Linked DNA regions of Homo sapiens: region 2 is linked to region 1. Evidence: chromatin loops called from intact Hi-C (ENCODE). Cell type or tissue: body of pancreas. All regions are shown on one strand. Each heading gives the region's core, and the rest is flanking DNA. Links, peaks and the distances in the headings are about the cores only. Region 1 overlaps AGBL4 (AGBL carboxypeptidase 4). Region 2 overlaps AGBL4 (AGBL carboxypeptidase 4).

The links. Peaks named below come from ENCODE experiments on the same cell type or tissue, not always from the same donor. Only the 100,000 strongest peaks of a DNase experiment are listed, where the experiment ranks them.
Region 2: it touches region 1 in a loop (7-fold over the local background); 1 of 110 quality-filtered maps calls a loop at or near these places.

Annotation. Positions count from the first base shown.
Region 1 is chr1:49,294,575-49,302,912 of GRCh38, forward strand. The region is part of intron 3 of AGBL4 (AGBL carboxypeptidase 4); the gene reads right to left. Among named protein-coding and RNA genes, the nearest start is that of AGBL4-AS1, 41 kb to the left of the region's middle. In body of pancreas, for the core only: no CTCF peak of the experiment used is centred there; a DNase peak (open chromatin) is centred at 3,937.
Region 2 is chr1:49,647,202-49,655,539 of GRCh38, forward strand. All of the region lies in intron 3 of AGBL4 (AGBL carboxypeptidase 4), which reads right to left. Among named protein-coding and RNA genes, the nearest start is that of AGBL4-IT1, 180 kb to the left of the region's middle. In body of pancreas, for the core only: no CTCF peak of the experiment used is centred there; no DNase peak of the experiment used is centred there.

The DNA of each region.
Region 1 (8,338 bases), core at 146-8,145:
TGCTTTCCCACATCTAAAAATGGTTTTGAATCCTATGTCACTAAGTCAATCTCTCCAACCTCATGTAGCCCAGCTTTTCCAGACTAAGCTCTCTATTTCTGCCAGATCTGGCTCTTCAACAGCCCCAACATAGCTCTAGAATGCTTTTCCTCCTCTGCCAGCCTGGTTCACTCCTACGCATGTTCTGAGACTCAGCTGAGGTGTCATTTCCTCCGAGGAGCTTTATTTAATCCTCAAACTCACATAGGTACCTCCTCTTTTCTCCCTCTGCAACCTGTGCATTCTATCACAGCAATCATCATGCTTTATTGTAAAATACTTGTTTACTTGTCTGCATCCCTCATCCTCCAAAATGGAACATTCTTAAGGATAAGACTTTATTTTTCTTTGTACCCTGGCATTCAGTAGGCTCCAGTTGTAATGATTGCTAAATAAATGAATAAATGTATGAATGCGTAAGTGAATCCATGAATAAATAAATTAATTGAATGTAGAACTATTATTCATTCCAGCATCCATGTCTTTGTTCTCATCACTTAAGTCTCCCTGGATTTCTCCCTTCCACCTACCCAAATCCTATTCATTCAGTTTCTGTTAGAGTTCTACCTTGTACATACTACAGTGTAAGCATTGAGGATATAACAAAAAATGCTATGTACCCCCACTCTCCAGGACCTCACAGTAGGTTATGGAAGAGGTAGATGTAAATAGTTGTTTACAATGCAGTGTTACCAGAACATGGCAGAGTGACAAAGTGGAGCCTCTGGGATCATAGAGGAAAGGACCAATGCCAGCCTGGTAGATCAGGGATGTTTTCCTAAAGAAGGCTCTCTCTGACTTAAGACTTTGAGGAAAAGTAAGATTTCCAGGTAAAGTTTGGGGATTTGGGATAATATAAAACATTTCAGACAGAAAAACTGTGAATATAGGTAGAGATGTGAAACAACATAGTGTAGTGGAGGAACCTAGAGTCAAACTAGGAAGTCAGAAGTAAGACTAAACAACCTGTCTAGGATCAGAATCTATTCAGTGAAAAAGATGGCACTAGAGCCCAGACTTCCTAATTTCAAGTGCAGTATTGCTTCTATTACCCCAGAAAACACTACCATTAGATTACATTTAAGGAGCTTCTGTGACTCTCCAATGGAAAATGCCCAAGTGTAGCACTTTGTCTCTTTAGTGGGTAGGCCTCACTCCCCAGGACTCTATTTATATCAAATCTCAGGAGATTTTAGCAGTTCACCTAACTGTTCAAAGACTCTAACACAGCAAGACATCTATAGTTTACTGCAATTCTAACTCTGAAGTGTTCAAGCCTCCATAGCAACTTGGAGTCATAGTAGTGACTCTAAAGCAAACTAAAGAAAGCCCAAACATCACCCACTGATGACTTTCTGTGACAACGTATCTTTGTCTAGAGAATGGCAACTACAAGTTGCTGAAATGTACCAGAGTAATTGCGTATTATTGAGATAAATGGTTTGTCAACTAAGACCCTTAAAAATGTTTCAATTATCCCAATTTTGTTAAAGTATCTTTAATAAAAAAATGCCACTTACTGCAATACATGATAGCTAATGCCTACTGTTAGGCATTCTGGGTTTATCAGCATTATTCCTAACAACAATGCTGCAATGTGAACATCAATATCTCTATTATACAGTTGAGAAAATAGAGGTTCAGAGAAATCAAGTTACATTCCTGAGGTCACAAAGCTTGTAGAGGTGGAACTAGGATTCAACCTTGAGTATGTCTGACTTGAAAGCCAGTGATAGTTCTGATAACTCAAATTGTGCAGTTGAGCTCATCCTCCTTGTCCCTCTACCCCAAACTCTCAAATTTAATGACTATTGGACTATGGTTAAGGTATCATAGAAAAAGTTCCAAATAAAAGAGTCAGGAGACCCTAGTTAATTAACCATTACTTTCTCTGTGACTTCATTCCCATTGTTAGGAGTATGTCTAAATGATTTTTAAGGTCTCTAATAGTTCTGACAGTCTGTGACTCTGAGATTTTAAAATATTTTTATGTAACAACTTCCCCATGGAAAGGTCATAGCCCTGAAAAGGTCATAGCCCTGTGAGTTGCCTGTAGTGGGAAGATAGGAGGATAAAACTCTCAGAGAAATTGAATTGAGTTCTTTGGGTTTATCAACATGAAAAATAGGTACCTAGCTGCCAGAATGTAAAGGAATAAGTCCTTGGGAGATAAACTTAGTTAAGGCAGAGCCTCTTCTGTGTCAACACTGTCAGCAGCAACCTCAGTCAATGTCATAAATGCAGTGAAGATTCTAGAAAAATATGTTGTTGCTTTTGCAGAAGATAATAGGACCTTTTAACCAAGTGGCACAATAGACTCCACATTTGATCTGAACCTAAAGTCAAAAAAGACCCAATATCTTACTGTAAGTATCTTGGCTGGTCAGCATTTTTAATGGTTCCTTCTCTGCCTATGCTCAAGGCCAAAAGCATTCCAAAAAATCCAAGGCAGCTCATTCCTTCAGCTTAATTTCTCCAAAATACAACTTTCATCTTCTGGCTTTTCTCATTTTTGTCAATCCCTAGTTTCTATTCCATTGTCTCACATCTGGCCAAGAGAATCTTGCTTCATTCACTTATTTTTAAAACATTTATTGAGTCCATACTATGTGCCAGATACAAGCTCTCTGAAGTTAGTAATAGCTGTGCTGAGATCTGAAGGATGAGTAGGATTTATTCAAAAACAGATTGAGAGCAGGAAGCTAGGAGTGGTGAGAGGCCAGGAGGGAGGAGAAAGTTACAGACAGATAGAAAAGTCTGTGTAAAAAACACAGGTTAAAGAAAGAGTGCTCAAGAAATTAAGAGCAGTTCAATACAGCTAGAATGTAGAATACGCCAGGGAAATTGCAAGGGATGAAGCTGGAGAGGTAAGCTGTGGAACAGAGAATACTGATTCTGCCACTTACTAGCTATGTGACCAATCTCAGTTTCTTATCTAGAAGATGAAGACAATGACTCTTGCTTCCTGTAGCACTTGGTTTCTCGCATTTAGTAGGTGCTTAAACATTCACTGAATTTGATTCTTGGAATGGAAAGGAAGGACAGAAACTGAAAAAGCATAAAACAGTGGCATCGGACAGTTTTTCCTTATGTGACAAGAAAAAGTAGACTTTTTTTGAGTGGTCTAGAGTTTCCTAATCTGGCATCCAATTAGATGACAGGCCCAGGTTCAGTCCAAGTACCTAAGCCTATTATGATTTCCTAAAATTCAAGGCACAGAATCACCCTAGCAGCTTCCTCACTCCTCATGCTGTGAGTTCTGCACAGAGCCCTAAGAAAGTTGTCAGCCATGAGATTCCTTTCACCTCCAATGCAAACACACATGGCACAGGCATATGATTCCCATCTGGATCCGCCCCCAACTTCCGGCCAGGAGGCTGCTGTGTAGGCAGGAACGTCTGCCTTTGAATTTGCTAGCCTAACCTGGCATCCTGAGCCAGCCTCTCCAAGCAGTAACACACAGACCTGGCAAAACTCACACTTCTGTAAATTCCTTTCAGGGTCCTGTCCATCTCTACTACTTCCTTGCCCTGTCAGAAGAAGTCGACCCAGGCCAGGGACAACTTTGCTCATACCAAACAAGTGGGTTTTTATTTCTGTAGAGAATGGCAGCCTTTTCTTTAATCCAAGGAACAGATGCTGGCCCAGGAGGAGAATGGGCTGAAAGTCCCACCTATCACCCTAAGGCCATTAGGGCCAAGAATTGTTATTCAAAGCAACAGATCTCCCCTCTCCCCCCAGGTTCCCTGATGGTTTCAGTGCCCAGCTACTGCAGAGTTATTACCGTCATCATCTCTGCTGGATTCTACGCCCCAGTCAAATTGGCAACATTCCTTCTATTTGCAAACAGATTGCAAAATAAGAACCCCAGGAAGGATACAAGCTGGCCAGGCTCCAAGGACTTTCAGCAGCAATCATGCTAAATCAGGGCTGCATCTTACTCCCTGAACAACAGCAGGTGCTGGCACTGCCTCCCAGTGGCCCTGGATCATTGAGGGGTGCCTGGCCTCTCCTTCCTCCCTCCCTCCCTCCCTCCTCCTTCTTGAAAATAAGCTGTCTGGGAAAAAGGAGAGGGCAAAACTTGATGGGAAATTATAAGCAAGAATACATCATTGGAATTCTAAACTGTTCACAAATTTTCTGACATGGGAATTTTATCTCCATGAAGACTGGGTTGGCATATAGCAGCAAGAGAAACTTTCTTTGAATCATTTTCCTCCAAGGTTCTAAACCTTCTATCTCTTCTCTGCCTTAGTCTGACATTCATGATCCTCTGCAATCTAGCCACTCGTATGTGTGTCCTGACTTCTCTACTGAACTGATCCTTCTTCTTTTGCCCACACCCTTCCCTCAGTTACTTGCTTTATCATCAAAGACAAACAATGGATACAACAACAGTAACAATGACCATTGCCGTTTACTAAGTCCTTATTGTGTAACACGCCATAATAAGTGCTTTACATACATTTTCTAGTTTAATCCTAAAAAAAAATCCAAAAGTAGGCTGTATCAATATTCCCATATCACAGTTGAAAAAAAAGGCTAGAATTGTAAGTAACTTGGCATAGGTTATAAAGCTAGTATATGAGATGTCTGGATTGAAATATCATTTGTTACTTGAAACAATTTTTCTGAAATGGATCTTACTTTCCCCCCTGTACAGATGAGGAAAGATGTCTATAGGTTTAATAACATGCCTAAGGTAACACAGCTTGTGGTAGAATGGAACTCAAAATAAGATCTGATTACGTAGCCTTTACTCTTAAACATTACTACTGTAGATGGGTATTAAATTAGCTACCTCTCTTCTTTAGGGAAGAGAAATAAATATCTGTCTCATCTAACTCAATGGCTCAAATAAGATAGTGTCAATGAAAACATGTTGTAAATAGTATGGCAATATGTGAAATTAGTTACAATTGATATTACTTTAGTTCACATAGTAAAAACATTTTGTTCATTTTTAGTAGACAACTTGCTTTTTCTTCCTTTCCAAACTGTATACCTTGTATTTCCTTTTCTGGTCCTGTCACAATAGCTAGGACTTCCCATACTTACAATGTTACATGGGAGTTTTCAGGGGAGACATCTTTCCTTGTTCCTGATCTTGAGGAATAAACATTCCATTTCTCACCATTAAGTACCAATGTAATCTAGAGGTTTTCTGTAGATGTTCTCCATCAAGTTGAGGAACTTTCTTTCTATTCCTAGTTTTCTGAGTTTTTTTTTCTTTTAAATCATGAATGGGTGTTGAATTCTGTCAATTTTTTTTCCATAGCCTGTCTATGTGGTACTCTCATTAATTTTTTAATGTTGAGCCAGTTTTGCATACCTGGAATAAATCCCAATGTATAATTCTTTTCACACATCATTGTACTTGATTTGCTAATATTTTGTTGATGTTAATTTGTTAATAGTTTGTTTCTATATTATTGAAAGATATTGGCATGCAACTTTCCTTCCTGTCTTTACCTTCTTTTGCTGACAATTTGCTTTTTATCATGTAATGAAGGCAAATGTTATTCTACCAACCATCCTTTGGCAATTTTGTTCTTCCCCAGAAATAAAATTTCGGAGTAACATTTTTGATCTAGTCCATAATTGCAGATGTAGTAAAAGTACAAGAGCAGAGACTTTGTAGTCACACAGACCTGGGTGTGCATCCCAGTTCTGTCATTACTCTGTGACCTGTGTTAGTTATTAAATCTCAGCAGACCTCTGTTCATTAATTGGTAAAATGGGAAATGATAATTTCTTTCTGCAATGTTATATCAAGGATATAAAACAAAACAAAAACAGCCTAGATATGTGGCATTAAAACCCAATGAGATAAGGGTAACTTTGTGTCATTATTTTAAAAATCCAATTTAGTAACAAAACCAAAGGGGTGTTTTTCTGCTTTTATAGCGGTTCCCTGAACAGGAGACCCACAGGTCTCCATTAACAGCCTCAGTATGCTTATACAGGGGCAAAGATGATTTCTCAAGAACACAAATCTCACCATGTCTCACCCCTTCTGAACCCCCTTGAATGGCTTCCTATTGTCTTTAAGACAAATTCCGATCTCTTTAACATGGCAGTTTGTGCCCTAGATGATCTTTCCTGCATACCTCTCCAGATTAATCTCTTCCATGCCTGTGCTCTAATTTGGCCATGGAAAAAATAGCTAGTTCGTTGTGCTATTCTGCATAAAATGCCTTCTTTGAACTCTGTGCCTGGCTAATTATATTGTAATCCTCATAACTTCACTTTGGTATGACCCTCCTGTAGGAAGCCTTTCCTGATCGTAAGCCATGGTTAGAAATTCTTCCTTTGTGCTTCCACTGCCTATACTTGCCTCTCTCATAGTTTGAATGACTGTGATTTAACTGTCTGGTTATAATCCATTTCTCTCACTGGATTAAGAGCTCCTTGAGGACAAGGAGCATGTCTTGTTTGTGGCATATAATATGTGCTAACATAATGTTTGAAAACTTAATAAGAAAGGTCCATAAATGACCTTTGATTGGTATGCATTGTGAAGCAGGCATTCACTGATCAGTATCTCTCAATTTACAGCATCATTTCAGCTAGGAGCTATCAAATGATTCTGGGCTGTGGGACAATTAGACCCTCTACTGATTCCTCTCCAGAGGAAAAAAGGCAGTTAGTTCTTCAATGCAAGGTGAACCTGAAACAACCTTTGCAAAAATTATAACAGTGAGAGAAATTTAACAGAACTGACTCCATCTTGCTTCTAACATCACAAGCTAACTGTCTTTGCTAATCACTATGTGTGGGCTTAACTAACTATGGGAAGAATTTAGTCTATAGTTTAAGGAATTTAGTTTAATAGTTTAATTTTAAAGCAAGTATGCTAATAGTCCCTTCCCAAAGCTAACTCCCTCCCTGTTTGGGGACTGAAACTGCCTTTGTAAAACTAATGAAAGGACACAAGGTTAAAATTATGGTAGGGGCTTGAATTCTGCTAAGGTATAGGAATAATTAAACAATACCTAGTCATCGTTTCCTAGTTTGCTTCCTGCTCAGGAGCCAAGTGGCTGGTGGGAACAAGATTTGTAAACTTCACTAATTGCCTCTATAGATAACATCACTATTATGAAACCTAAGACTGTTGTTTGAGATATTTTTTAGACCTTCCATTCTGGCAGACCAATTGACGCTACCCAGACCGATGACCCCCACCCAGGAATGGACTCAGCATGTGAAGACATTTTCAGCACTGTTGTGAATTCATCCCCAACCCAACCAATCAACAGTATCCATTCCCTATCCCCCTGCCCATGAAACTACTGCTAAAAACTCTAGCCTCCAAATTCTCTGGAGGATGGATTTGAGGAAATATCTCCCATCCTCCTTGCTCAGCTGCCTTGTTAAACTTTCTTGGATGCAACATCTGCTGTCTTAGTGATTGGTTTTTTCTGTGCAGCAGGCAAGATGAACCTGTTGGGCTATAATAAACCTTCCTCCTTCTCTTCTCCTCTCCCCCAACCCTTTTTTGGATTGCAAGCCATCTGAGGAGTAGTAATTATGAGAAAATCTACACTACAATTATTGTCACATTTAGCTTTATATTGTCATTAAAAAAAAAACTCTTGAAATTAATGAACAATTATGTTTTTCCTACCCTTCTTTCACATGCACTTTTTTTTTTTCTGAGGCGTAGTCTCACTCTGTAGTGCAAGCTAGAGTGCAATGGCGCAATCTTGGCTCAATGCAACCTCTGCCTCCCAGGTTGAAGTGATTCTCCTGCCTCAGCCTCCCGAGTAGCTGGGACTACAGGCATACACCACCACACCCAGCTAATTTTTTTGTATTTTTAGTAGAAACGGGGTTTCACCATGTTAGCCAGGCTAGTCTCAAACTCCTGACCTCAGGCAATCCACCCGCCTTGGCCTCCCAAAGTGCTGGGATTACAGGCATAAGCCACTGTGCCCAGCCCACATTTTATTTTATTTTATTTTTATTTATTTTATTTTATATTTTATTTTATTTTTTTATTTTATTTTATTTTATTTTATTTTATTTTATTTTATTTTATTTTATTTTATTTTATTTTATTTTATATTCCTAGAGATATGTGCAGGACATGCAGGTTGTTACATAGGGAAACTTGTGACATGGTGGTTTGTTGCATGTAACAACCTGTCACCTAGGTATTAAGCCCCACATGCATTAGCTATTTATCCTGATGTTCTCCCTCCCCCTGCCCCCTGACAGGCCTCAGTGTGTGTTGTTTACCTCCCTGTGTCTATGTGTTCTCATTGTTCAGCTCTCACTTATAAGTGAGAACATGTAG
Region 2 (8,338 bases), core at 328-8,327, 350 kb after region 1:
TGACAAACCAAGGCTTCCCATTTCCAGCCTAGCAGGTAAGAAGCTTGGAAATTGCTATTCCATTCTAACAAGTAAAAAGCTAAATAAATTGAAAAAAACTACAACTTTTAGATTCATAAGAGAAATGAGATCATAAGGCAAACTACTGCCCTCAAAGCTGAAGAAACAGAAGACAGAAACAACAGAGAAGCAGCCTACAAGCAAAAACCTCCACAGGAACCAGTGCCAGTGCAGGAAAACCTGAACTCTTAATTGATGAATTGCTGGAGAATTGGTTTGGACAACTCTGGCATTAAAAATTACAGGGGGACTCAGTCATTATGGGGCACCCACAGTTTTGTGAATTTTACATCCAGTAGCTCTACCAGGTCTTCTTGGTGAATACTGGAGAAAGATCCTCCATGATCCAGGCAGGGGGAGGGTGAAATAACCATTTAAAAATACTCCAGATCATTCTCTTCTACTTAACAAGGTCTTCTCTCAGGAGAAACTATGTAATCAGAGCCTAACCTACAGGGATTTGGTCAGAACTTAACTGACTTGAGAGAAGGGGAATACCCACCTCCAGCCCACTCTAGACCTTCTTCCTGACCCACCTACGAGGGAAAGAGAAGCCTATGAGAAGTTCACAATCCAGAGGTATGGACTGACCCAAAAAAAAAAAAAAAAACCTGAGGACTAATTGTAGAACTACAGAAGATGTCCTCTCTTTCCATATCTTACCACCACATTACTAAAGGCCTATTTATAGGATTTCCTTCTGCCCAGTACATCATGTCCAGCTAACTAAAAACATAGTTGAGGAGATAAAGCAAGCATCAAAACCAGACTCAGAAATGGCAGGGATGGTGAAATTATTACACCAGCAATTTATTAAAACTATAATTAATATGTTAAGAATGCTAATGGGTGAAGTAGACAACATGCAGGGACAGATGGGCAATACAGGCAGAGATAAAAACTTTAAGAAAGAACAACAAAGAAATTCTAGGGATTTAAACACTATAACATAAATGAAGAATACTTTTAATGGGCTTAATATAGGCTGGACACAGCTGAGAAAAGAGCTTCTGATCTTCAGAATATCTCAATAGATACCTCAAAAATGGAAAAGCAAAGGAAAAAATGACAGGAAAAAAAAAAACCAAGAACAGAATATCCAAAACCTGTAATACGACTACAAAATGTGCAACATACACATAAAGGGAATACTAGAAAAAAGACAGAATGGAACAGAAGAAATATTTGCAAACATGATGACTAAGAGTTCTCCCAAAGTTAATGTCAGACACAAAACCACAAATCCAGGAGGCTCACAGAACACCAAGCAGGATAAATGCCAGAAAATTAAACATAAGCTTATCATTTTAAAACGAAAGAAAATCAAGGATAAAGAAAAATCCAAAAAGAATACAGAGGAAATAACACCTTATCTAGGGGTAAGTAAAAATAAGAATTACAACCAACTTCTCTCCAGAAACTATGCAAGCAAAAAGACAACGGAGTAAAATATTGAAAGTGTGGAGAAAAAAAACTACAATTCTTTTACTCTACGAAATTATCCTTCAAAAATGGAGGAAAAATACTTTCTCAAATAAAAAAAAAAGGAATCTGTAGCCAGTAGACCTGTCTTGAAAGAAATGTTAAAAGAAATTATTTCAAGAGAAGAAAAATTATATACCTAAGAAATTCAGAACATAAAGAGCATCAGAGAATAAATAAGTGAAGGTAAAATGAAAGCATATTTTTCTCATTCTTCATTGACCTAATTGAAATAATACTAGCAAAAATATATATAACTATGCATGCATATCAAATTACACACACTTATGTATGCTTATGCATATGTGAAATGAATGACAACAATCATACAGTGGACAGGAGGGACAAATACAGCAGATATTAATCCAACTGTATCAATGATTACATTGAGTGCCAAGCACTATAAATGGACCTACTAAAAGATAGAGATGGTAACAACGGATAGTAAAACAAGATCCAACTATATGTCATCTATAATAAACCAACTTTAAATATAAAGATACATATAGATTAAAAGTAAATGGATGGAAAAAGATATATAAAAATTTAATGCCAATTTCTAAAAATAAGAATAGCTATATTAATTTCAGACAGAGCCAACTTTAGAGCAAGGAAAGTTATCAGGAATAAATGGAGTGATATACAATGATTCAGGTCACTTCTTCAAGAAAACATAACAACCCTTAATGTGTATGTATCTAACAAGAGAGCATCAAACTACATGAGACAGAAATTTCTAGAACTGCAAGTAGAAACAGATTGATCCACTATTATGGTTGGAAACTTCAACGCCCCTTTATCAGAAATGGACAGATCCAGCAGGCAGAAAATCAATACGGATATAGTTTTTAGCTCAACAATCAATATAATGGACCATAAATCATTATAATCACCATCAATATAATGGACATCTATAAACTACTTCATCCAACAACAGAAGAATATACATTCTTCTCAAGCTCTAGTAGGAAATTAACCAAGATAGACCTCATTTGGAGCCATAAAACATATCTAAACTAATTTAAAAGAATGGAATTCATATAATGTTTACTCTCTGGCCACAACGGAATGAAACTAAAAATAAGTAACAAAAAGTTACCCAGAAAATCCCCAAATACTTGCAGATTAAACAACACACTTATAAATAACATATAGGTAAAAAATATCAAGAGAATATAAGAAATATTTTGAACTTAATAAAAATGAAAGGACAACTCATCAAAATTTGTGGGATGTATCAAAAGCAGGAGTTGGAAGGAAAATTACAGTATTGAAGGCATATATTGCTAAATAAGAATACTCTGAAATCAATCATCTATGTTTTCCTTTTAGTAAAATATTTGAATCCAAAGTAAGCAGAAGAGTTTCCTTGTTCTTTTTTTCCCCAAGATGGCTGAATAGAGACATCAGATGCCAATTCTCCTGAGAAAGAAATTCAAAGTTACAGGTAAATGGTCATGATCTGAGTGGAAAGCTGAAGGAAGTGAGCCAAGGTCTGTGAGAGCCCATAGGAAAAAAGCTGGGGGCACAGAAAAGGAAGGCAGCAAGAATATGGCAAAGGCTGACCCCTGAGGAACTTGAAGTCCCACAGAAAGGGTAAGTGAGAGTGTTTCTTTGCTCCCCTCACCGCTGTGACAAACTGCTGACGACTAAATTGCTGGGGAATGCCTCTGCCCTTGCAACCCTAGGAAATGCGGTCAGTAGCAACTCAGAAACTTCCTAGGGACAGAGCACTGAGTGGCCAGCTCATGGAGGTGCATTCACACTCCCCTCAGGCCTAAACTGACATAGCAGGTGCCACACTGGTTGTGCACCTGTTGTGGGCCATTGCTCTTCCTGGGGATCCTCAGCCATTGTGTCACCATATCACCAGATCCCCTGCAAATATACCACAGACTCTTCTCTGACTTTGGCAACTACAGGGAACCAGTGGGACCTTGGAAAATTGCAGGATCCCTTCAACATGGGCTGCCCCTAGGAGATGGAGGAGCACAGCTCACCTAAGTGCACCTTGATACAAAGGAAATGTGAACGCAGTCCCTATCTGTGAAGCGGGTGGTACTAGTGGCCAGAAACAGATACGGAGGAGTAAACCCCACTCCCCCTATTCACTATTGTGGATGTAGCAGAGGCTTTCTCTGCTGGGGGCTGACATGAGTGCCCTTGGAAACAGCATTTCCAGCACTATTCATGGTAGCTGCACCCCACTGAAAGGGTACCTGTACCACCTGGGCTTGCAGACAGGGCATGGGCCATCTGCCCTCCGTACACAGAGCAGTAGCGTCCTAGCAACACAGCACAGACAAGCCACAGAATTGTCTGCTCTGGAATGGGGGAAGAGGATCTGCCCTGCAACCACTTTTGTGGTAGCAGCCAGAGAGGTTTATTTCAAGAATCTCAGTTGCACTGTGGCTGGGAGATAAAGCACAAGTCTATTAATTGAAGATCATAAACCTTGCAACAAGGGCATGATAGGGAAAAGGATTGTGTTCCTGCCTGCCCAGGACAAGGAACTGGTGCAGCGCCCCCTACCCCTCTCCCCAAGACCTCAGCACATCCCAACACAAATTTCCCCTGCCAACCCCATCAAAGAGGGTCCTTTCATTAGTTATCAGGCTGTGAAAGAAGGAGCTAGTGCCTACTCTTAAACACCACCTACTGGACTGAAGACTTAACTGCCCCACCATGTAAGAAATCTGCTATCAGAAGGGCATAGAGCTAATGTAAGACAGACGCTTCCTGAGACCTCCGCATTTCCAATCTTGCAGAAGATTGTGTGTTTGGCTCATATGCCAAACACATTACTACAACAAGCAGCATTTGAGAAAGCCACCACACAAAAGCTACCCATAACACCAAGGAACTTATTCAGAGCCTTGGCCCCTGAAAGCATCCAGAAACAAAGCCAAAGAAACATACACAAGATACACTGCAGTCACATTCTCAAGGTACAAATTAAAAAAAAAGAAATCCCACTCAAACAACAGCAAATTCAAAATAAGAAGTGACAGCTTCTTGAGACGAGAAGGAATTAGTGCAAGAACTCTGGCAGTACAAAAAGACAAAGTTTTTGACACCACCAAAGGATTGCACTAGCTCTCTACAATGGATCCTGACCAAAATTAAAATTCTAAAATGATGATTAAGAATTCAAAATATATATTGTAAGAAAGCTCAATGAGTGCCAAGAGAAAGTTAAAAATCAACACAAAGAAACTAGAAAAAAACAATTCAGGATGTGAAAGACAAGATATAATAAAAAAGAATTTCTGGAAATGAAAAATTCACTGAATTAATTCCAAAATATAGTTGAGAGCTTCAGCAATAGGCTAGACCAAGCATAAGGAAGAATTTCAGAGCTTGAAGGCCAGTCTTTCTAATTAGCCCAATCAGTCAAAAACAAAGCAAAAAAAATTTATTTAATGAACAAAGCCTTCAAGAAACATAAGATTATGGAAAATTACCAAACCTAATGATGTACAGGCATTTCAGAGACAGAAGGAAAAAAGAGTAGACAACTTGGCAAACATATTTGAGGAAATAATTCAAGAAAATTTCCATGCTCTTGCTGTAGAGGTAGACATCCAAATACAAGAAATATAGAGAACACCTGAAAGCTATTATACAAGAAGGACATCATCTTGCTTTTCCCACAGATCCTTGCAACCCACAAATAAGGAAGTCCCTCATGACCCCAAGCACATAGCTGTGCAGACTCACAGGGACTGCTCGGGTAGGTGGCTGCTCGAGCAGGCACTGAGACACAGGAGTTTTTGCATTGTCTGGTTCTGGAAACTCCAGTGAGGCACAGCAGGCTGGAGACTGCCTAAGAAGACTGAGTACTGGCAATGGGTAGGGATGGCCACCATCACTAGGGCTCCAGTTGGTTGTTTTCCCCTGCTGCCAGTGCCAGCAAGACTGGGCAATTTGGACAAGGAGCAATTCCCCACAGCGCAGCACAGCAGCTGGGACAGTTCAAGGCCAGACAGCGGGACCCAGATCCACTCCTAACCAGGAAGAACCCCTCTGTGAGAATTTCAGCATCCCCAACCAGGGGTTTATAAACAGAACTCTGATATCCCTGAGAGAAGCTCCTAGGAAGAGGGGCGGCTGCAGTATTGTCAATCAGTGGTCTTAGTCTTTTCTAACTGCTGGCTCTCAGGAGTCAGGGTAGCCCGAGGATTCTGCCCAACTGCAGCACACCCGCTTTGCCAAGGGGAAGCCAGACCCCTTATTTAAGTGGGTCCCTGATCCCACTCCGCCTGACTGGGTGAGACCTCCCAACAGGAGTCTCCAGAAACCTCATGCAGGAGCATTCCAGCCAGCATCAGGTCAGTGACCCTCTGAGACAGAGCTCCTACAGTAAGGAACAGGCTGACATCTTTGCTATTCTGCAGCCTCCACTGGTGATAACTCCAGGGGCAGGAGGGACCCAAGTGAATAGGGTCTGGAGTGGACCCCAAGCAAAACGCAGCAACCCTAAGGAAGAGGGGTCTGATTGCTAAAAGAAAAACAAGTGCAAAGAAACAACAACAACATAAATGAAAAACACCCCACAAAACCACATCCAAGGTCAGCATCTCAAAGATCAAAAGTAGATAAACCCATGAAGATGAGAAAGAATCAACATAAAAATGCTGAAAACTCAAAAAGCCAGAGTGCCTCTTCTCCTCCAAATGATCACAACACGTCTCCAGCAAGGGCACAGAACTGCGCTAAGGCTGAAATGGATGAATTGGAAGAAGTAGGCTTCAGAAGATGGGTAATAACAAACTTTACTAGCTAAAGGATTATGTTCTAACTCATTGCAAAGAAATGAAGAAGCATGACAAAACATTACAGGAACTGTTAACTAGAAAATAAAACAGTTTAGAGATGAATATAACTGACCTGACGGAGCTGAAAAACACAACATGAGAAGTTCACAATGCAAACACAAGTATCAACAGCCAAATAGACCAAGCAGAAGAAAGGATATAAGAGCTTGAAGACTGTCTTGCTGAATTATGGAAGGTAGATGAGATTAGAGAAAAAAGAATGAAAAGTAACAAACAAAACCTCCGAGAACTATGGGATTATATAAAAAGACTGAACGTACGACTGATAGAGGTATCTGAAAGAGACCGGGAGAATGGAACCAAGTTCAAAAACACACTTCAGGATATCATCTAGGAGAACTTCCCCAACCTAGCAAGATAGTCCAATGTACAAATTCAGGAAATACAGACAACCCCAGTAAAGTACTCCATGAGAAGACCAACCCCAAGACACATAATCATCAGATTCTCCAAGATCGAAACGAAAGAAAACATTTTAAGGGCAGCCAGAGAGAAAGGCCAGGTCACCTATAAAAGGAAATCCAACAGACTAACAGCAGACCTCTTAGTGGAAACCCTACAAGCCAGAAGAGATTGGGGGCCAATATTCAACATTCTTAAAGAAAAAAATGTCCAGGAGCAGGTTGTTCAATTTCCATGTAGTTCAGCGGTTTTGACTGAGTTTCTTAATCCTGAGTTCTAGTTTGATTGCACTGTGGTCTGAGAGACAGTTTGTTATAATTTCTGTTCTTTTACATTTGCTGAGGAGTGCTTTATTTACAACTATGTGGTCAATTTTGGAATAGGTGAGCTGTGGTTTTGAGAAGAATGTATATTCTGTTGATTTGGGGTGGAGAGTTCTGTAGATGTCTATTAGGTCTGCTTGGTGCAGAGCTGAATTCAATTCCTGGATATCCTTGTTAGCTTTCTGTCTCGTTGATCTGTCTAATGTTGACAGTGGGGGTTAAACTCTCCCATTATTATTGTGTGGGAGTCTAAGTCTCTTTGTAGGTCTCTAAGGACTTGCTTTATGAATCTGGGTGCTCCTGCATTGGCAGCATATATATTTGGGATAGTTAGCTCTTCTTGTTGAATTGATCGCTTTATCATTATATAATGGCCTTCTTTGTCTCTCTTGATCTTTGTTGGTTTAAAGTCTGTTTTATCAGAGACTAGGATTGCAACCCCTGCCTTTTTTTGCTTTCCATTTGCTTGGTAGATCTTCCTCCATCCCTTTATTTTGAGCCTATGTGTGTCTCCGCACGTGAGATCGGTTTCCTGAATACAGAACACTGATGATCTTGACTCTTTATCCAATTTGCCAGTCTGTGTCTTTTAACTGGAGCATTTAGCCCAGTTACATTTAAGGTTCATATTGTTATGTGTGAATTTGATCCTGTCATGATGATGTTAGCTGGTTATTTTGCTTGTTAGCTGATGCAATTTCTTCCTAGCATCAATGGTCTTTATAATTTGGCATGTTTTTGCAGATGCTCATACCGGTTATGCTGGTACCAGTTCCTTTCCATGTTTAGTGCTTCCTTCAGAAGCTCTTGTTGGGCAGGCCTGGTGGTGACAAAATCTCTCAGCATTTGCTTGTCTCTAAAGGATTTTATTTCCCCTTCACTTTTATGAAGCTTAGTTTGGCTGGATATGAAATTATGGGTTGAAAATTTTTTTCTTTAAGAATGTTGAATATTAGCCCCCACTCTCTTCTGGCTTGTAGAGTTTCTGCCAAGAGATCAGCTGTTAGTCTGATGGGCTTCCCTTTGCGGGTAACCCAACCTTTCTCTCTGGCTGCCCTTAACATTTTTTCCTTCATTTCAGCTTTGGTGAATCTGACAATTAAGTGTCTTGGAGTTGCTCTTCTCGAGTAGTATCTTTGTGGCATTCTCTGTATTTCCTGAATTTGAAGGCAGAAATAAAGATGTTCTTTGAAACCAATGAGAACAAAGACACAACATACCAGAATCTCTGGG